Regions from separate parts of the Homo sapiens genome. Here region 2 is linked to region 1. A link is a loop called in an ENCODE intact Hi-C map of the cell type or tissue named here. Cell type or tissue: MCF 10A. All regions are shown on one strand. Each heading gives the region's core, and the rest is flanking DNA. Links, peaks and the distances in the headings are about the cores only.

Evidence for each region. Peaks named below come from ENCODE experiments on the same cell type or tissue, not always from the same donor. Only the 100,000 strongest peaks of a DNase experiment are listed, where the experiment ranks them.
Region 2: it touches region 1 in a loop (6-fold over the local background); 7 of 110 quality-filtered maps call a loop at or near these places.

The regions. Positions count from the first base shown.
Region 1 is chr1:241,590,990-241,593,901 of GRCh38, forward strand. It overlaps KMO (kynurenine 3-monooxygenase), which reads left to right. Exons shown (of 15, transcript NM_003679.5): 15 at 964-2,912. The coding sequence ends at 1,164. OPN3 (opsin 3) reads right to left here. Exons shown (of 4, transcript NM_014322.3): 4 at 2,135-2,912. Among named protein-coding and RNA genes, the nearest start is that of CHML, 48 kb to the right of the region's middle. In MCF 10A, for the core only: no CTCF peak of the experiment used is centred there; DNase peaks (open chromatin) are centred at 522, 1,462 and 2,392.
Region 2 is chr1:241,988,900-241,991,811 of GRCh38, forward strand. No RefSeq gene overlaps it. Among named protein-coding and RNA genes, the nearest start is that of MAP1LC3C, 8.7 kb to the right of the region's middle. RefSeq lists an enhancer at 1,542-2,041. In MCF 10A, for the core only: no CTCF peak of the experiment used is centred there; DNase peaks (open chromatin) are centred at 302 and 1,352.

The DNA of each region.
Region 1 (2,912 bases), core at 91-2,590:
CTTTAAACACCTGGAGTATTATCTTGAGAGAAACAGGGAGCCCAGGGAGGCCAGCAGACTCAGGTATGGATTTTAGAAAGATGTCTATATGGAGAATGGATTGGAAGAAATCAAGGTTTATCTGTGCAAGATGAATAAAACAGGGCCCCCACCCTTAAGGAGCTGAAAGTCTAAAAGGGGAAAAGATACCAGCAGGCAGTTAGAATGCAGGACAGTAAGTGCGGGGATAGAAATAGGCCAGGCAAATCCTTCAAGGAGGGATAAAAGTCAATCTTCAAACATTAACTTAAGCAGACCAAAAATTCTGATGACCACATCTAGATTATTTTTTATAAAAATGATTTTCACTATAGCTATGTTAGTTATGCTAAGCTACTGTCCAATCTCTTGTGATGTGTAACTTTTACATGTGAGTATTCAAGTAGATTTCTCTGTCAAAAAAAAAAAAAGAAAAGAAATAGGCCAGGATGCCATGGGAAAGCACCTGACTCAGGCTGGAATGAGCCTCAGGCCACTGTTTACAGCTGGTGTTTAGTCTCCACATAAGTCTTAGTCACAGAGGCCACCAGGCCACCACTCTTCTCCTGGAGACTTTTGGGAAGCTTCTGAGAAGGAATGAATGATGTGTGGCCCCAGCACAGCAGTACTCTTCTAAGAATTCACAGCTCTTTTTCTAAACTGCAAAGGTTTTTTAATGGCTGGACAAAAGCTGACTGCTAAATTTTTTTCATACAGAAGACCTGGATTCATGAGTTTCCTGGGAGAGAGGGAGAAGGGAGGCTCCCAATCCTTGACTTTATCTTGATCTTATCAGTTCCTGATCTGGTGGTCATGCAAGTAAATTGTTGTTTCAGGTTAAAGAACAAAGAGGACATTGTTTACCCCTTTGTTGTTAAAAAATGAAGTCTATTTTCAGATTTTAATCTCTGGACAAATGAAATGAGAGTTCTTGCTGTCTTACAGGTGATAAACAAAGGACTCTTTTTCTTGGGATCACTGATAGCCATCAGCAGTACCTACCTACTTATACACTACATGTCACCACGATCTTTCCTCCGCTTGAGAAGACCATGGAACTGGATAGCTCACTTCCGGAATACAACATGTTTCCCCGCAAAGGCCGTGGACTCCCTAGAACAAATTTCCAATCTCATTAGCAGGTGATAGAAAGGTTTTGTGGTAGCAAATGCATGATTTCTCTGTGACCAAAATTAAGCATGAAAAAAATGTTTCCATTGCCATATTTGATTCACTAGTGGAAGATAGTGTTCTGCTTATAATTAAACTGAATGTAGAGTATCTCTGTATGTTAATTGCAATTACTGGTTGGGGGGTGCATTTTAAAAGATGAAACATGCAGCTTCCCTACATTACACACACTCAGGTTGAGTCATTCTAACTATAAAAGTGCAATGACTAAGATCCTTCACTTCTCTGAAAGTAAGGCCCTAGATGCCTCAGGGAAGACAGTAATCATGCCTTTTCTTTAAAAGACACAATAGGACTCGCAACAGCATTGACTCAACACCTAGGACTAAAAATCACAACTTAACTAGCATGTTAACTGCACTTTTCATTACGTGAATGGAACTTACCTAACCACAGGGCTCAGACTTACTAGATAAAACCAGAAATGGAAATAAGGAATTCAGGGGAGTTCCAGAGACTTACAAAATGAACTCATTTTATTTTCCCACCTTCAAATATAAGTATTATCATCTATCTGTTTATCGTCTATCTATCTATCATCTATCTATCTATCTATCATCTATCTATCTATCTATCTATCTATCTATCTATCTATCTATCTCTATTTATTTATGTATTTAGAGATCAGGTCTCACTCTGTTGACCAGGCTGGAGTGCAGTGGTGAGATCTGGGTTCACTGCAACCTCTGCCTCCTGGGCTCAAGCAATCCTCCCACTTCAGCCTCCCAAATAGCTGGGGCTACCATGGTATTTTTCAGTAGAGACCGGGTCTTGCCATGCTGCCCAGGCCAGTCTCAAACTCCTGGCCTCATGTGATCTGCCCACCTCAGCCTCCCAAAGTACAGGGATTAGAGTTGTGAGCCACCGCTGCCAGCCCAGAGTTACCCTCTAAAGATAAGAAAAAGGCTATTAATATCATACTAAGTGAAGGACAGGAAAGGGTTTTATTCATAAATTAAATGTCTACATGTGCCAGAATGGAAAGGAAACAAGGGGAGACAACTTTTATAGAAATACAAAGCCATTACTTTATTCAATTTCAGACCCTCAGAAGCAATTTACTAATTTATTCTTCGACTACATACTGCAGCAGAACCAGCAATACACTTGATTTTTAAAAGCACATTTAGTGAAATGTTTTCTTTGGTTCATCCTTCTTTAACAGGCTGCTGAGTCACTCAGAAATCCTTCAAACATGATTAATTATGAAGATGAAACACTAGAGTCATATAAGAAATAAAAATTGGGCAATAAAATAAAATGATTCAGTGTTTCTTTTCTATATTGTCAATGAAAACCTTGAGTTCTAATAATCCATGTTCAGTTTGTAGGGAAAGAAAAAATAATTTTTCCTTCTACCCACTTTAGGTTCCTTGGCTGGGGCCCCTATAACAAAAGACAGATTGACAAGAGAAAAACAAACATAAATTTATTAGCGGGTATATGTAATATATATGTGGGAAATACAGGGGAATGAGCAAATCTCAAAGAGCTGGCGTCTTAGAACTCCCTGGCTTATATAGCATCGACAAAGAACAGTAAATTTTTAGAGAAACAACAAAACAAAGAAAAAGAGCTTTGAGTCTGTAGGGGCAGCAATTTGGGGGAAGCAAATATATGGGAGTTTGCCTTGTAGATTCCTCTGGTGCTGGTCTCCAGGCTGACAAGGATTCAAAGTTGTCTCTGAAACTCCTCTTTGTCAT
Region 2 (2,912 bases), core at 263-2,762, 400 kb after region 1:
TTATTCCCCAGGATATCTTGATAGAACTATTACTGTAAACCTAGAACAGAGGTCAGCAAACTTTTTCTGTAAAAGGTCAGATAGTAAATATCTTAGGCTTTGCAGATTTTATGGTCTCTGTGGCAAGTACTCAACGCTGTCACTGTAGCACAAAAGCAGCCAGAGGCAATAATTACCCAGTGGGTCTGGCTGCATGCCAGTAATACTTTATTTATAAAAATAGACCCAAAAGCAAATGGCCCATGGGCAGTAGTTTGCTGACCTCCAGTCTAGGCACTGAAGTGAATCTGGGGCCAGCTGTAGATCCCATGTTAGCAGTGACATAAGCAGCTGGCCCCCGTTTATTTTAGGGGTTGGGGAGAGAGTGACTAATACATTGCAACAAACCAACTGCCCGCAAAAAATATAATGGTTTCCCAGCTTGACCCAGTGACTAAAAGCAGTCACTCACACCACCGAAATTCAATATAAGTAGTTCTATTTTCTCCCTCTGAAGTTGACACTGCAGGTGCTCTAATTTATCGCAAAGCATTAATTAACTACCTAAGATGTACTTAGCATTTCTGGGAGCACTGAGGAATGAAAAAACATGTTACAGTCCATGTTCTGAAGCAGTTTCCTTGGTGTAACCATGGTGCTAAGACATAGACACACAATCACAGCACTTTCAAACACCCATGGAGAGGTTATTCAGTAAATGTGCATGAAAAATTGGTTAGGCATTTGGAAAAAGATGAAACCTGGTTGGGAGGCCAAGGCGGGTGGATCATGACATCAGGAGTTCAAGATCAGCCTGGCCAACATGGTGAAACCCCGTCTCTACTAAAAATACAAAAATTAGCCGGGCATGGTGGCGCATGCCTGTAATCCCAGCTACTCAGGAGACTGAGGCAGGAGAATTGATTGAACCCGGGAGGCAGAAGGCTGCAGTGAGCCGAGATCACACCACTGCACTCCAGCCTGGGCGACAGAGCGAGACTCCGTCTCAAAAAAAAGTAAAATAAAATAAAAACAACTACATGAGAAAATTTCTATAAACAAGGTCAAAATAAATGGAGCAATTCTTTTTAATATATATGACACATAATTAATCATTCAACTACAACAATCAATAGAAAATGATGAAACGCCTAAAGAAAAGTAATACTTCACAGAATACATCACTGATTAATTTTAAGTACCTGAGTAGATGCTTAAAAAAAAAAAATCCAGACTAAAAACAATTGAAATCCATCCCTTACGCACAGATCAGCATCTGTCCTGGTTTTTGGGTCACGTGCTCTCTGGCCACTCCTCCCGAGCATGCTCCCTCCTGGAACCCAGCCACCTGCTGAGAGGCCACTTGGAGTCACTCCAGTCTTCAATCCCAGCTGGCCCCAACCTTGAGTCATCCCAGCCCAGGGGCTGGACTTGCGAATGAAGAAGCCTTTGGATGATTTCAGCTCCCAGCCATTTTTTTTTTTTTTTTTTTCCTGAGATGTCTCGCTCTGTCGCCCAGGCTGGAGCGCAGTGGTGCGATCTCGGCTTACTGAAAACTCCGCCTCCCGGGTTCAAGCAATCCTCCTGCCTCAGCCTCCCAAGTAGCTGAGAATACAGGCGCCTGCCACTACGCCCAGCTAATTTTTTGTATTTTTAGTAGAGACGGGGTTTCACCGTGTTAGCCAGGATGGTCTCGATCTCCTGACCTCATGATCTGCCCACCTTGGCCTCCCAAAGTGCTGGGATTACAGGCGTGAGCCACTGTGCCCTCAGCTCCCAGCGATTTAAGTCACTCCCAGCCTTCAGGTGTTTCTGGCTGAGTCCCCGGGCACCGTGGAGCATAGACAAGCTGTCACCGTGTACGTTTTCTGAAATCCCCTTACCACAGACTCCATGAGCATAAAAAACAGAACAAGACTCCACCTCAAAAAAAAAAAATCACTCCAGAAAGTAGATTTATTTGGGAAGAATACTCATTGAACCAGGCTAAGCAGTAAGAGTATGTCTGGAGAAGGAACCTAGGAGTCAGGGTTTTTAGTTGGCATATGGCACAGATGACTTGAAGGACATATTAGAGGAACTGACTACAGCAGACAAGCCAGGGAGGGCAAGGACAGCCACAGGCAGGAGAGAGGGTGAGCAGCCACCTGGGAGTGGGGAAAGCAGCCCAGAGGAGGAAACAGCAGGCCCCGGAAGGAGTGAGCCCAGGAGATCTGCCAGGCCCAGCACTTTTGAGGGACTTTAGGGAGCTCACATCTTCTCTGAGTTCCAGCTTCTTGAACAAATGCTCTCTCTCAGCGGGGCACGGTGGCTTATGCCCTATAATCCCAGCACTCTGGGAGGCTGAGACGGGTGAATCCCTTGAAGCCAGGAGTTCAAGACCAGCCTGGACAACATGGTTAAACCCCATCTCTACTAAAAATACAAAAATCAGCCAGGTGTGGTGGTACACATTTGTAATTCCAGCTACTCGGGAGGTTGAGGCATGAGAATAGCTTGAACCTGGGAGGTAGAGGTTGCAGTGAGCCAAGATTATGCCACTGCACTCCAGCCTGGTTGACAGAGCAAGCAAGACTCTGCCTCAATAAAAACAAAACGAAACAAAACAAACTCTCTCTCTCCCATTAGAATGCTTCCTCTTTCCATCATTTGTCTTTTATACAAGTCCAAATACCTTAACAAAATTTACAGGGCCCCGAAGACCTGCCTAGTTCTTTCTCCCTGTCACTGGCTGCAGCCACCCTGGAATCCTGCTTGTAAAACTCTTAGACAGTAGGACCCTTTTCTCAATCATGCCTTCCTCTGCCTGGTGTGTTCCGTCTCCACCACTGGCTCCGTTCCATCATTCTGGCCCAAGTGAAAATTATTCTCCCTCTGATCACCTGGAAAATGCATTCCATCTGCCAATCACTGAGTTTTTTTCTTCTTTTTTA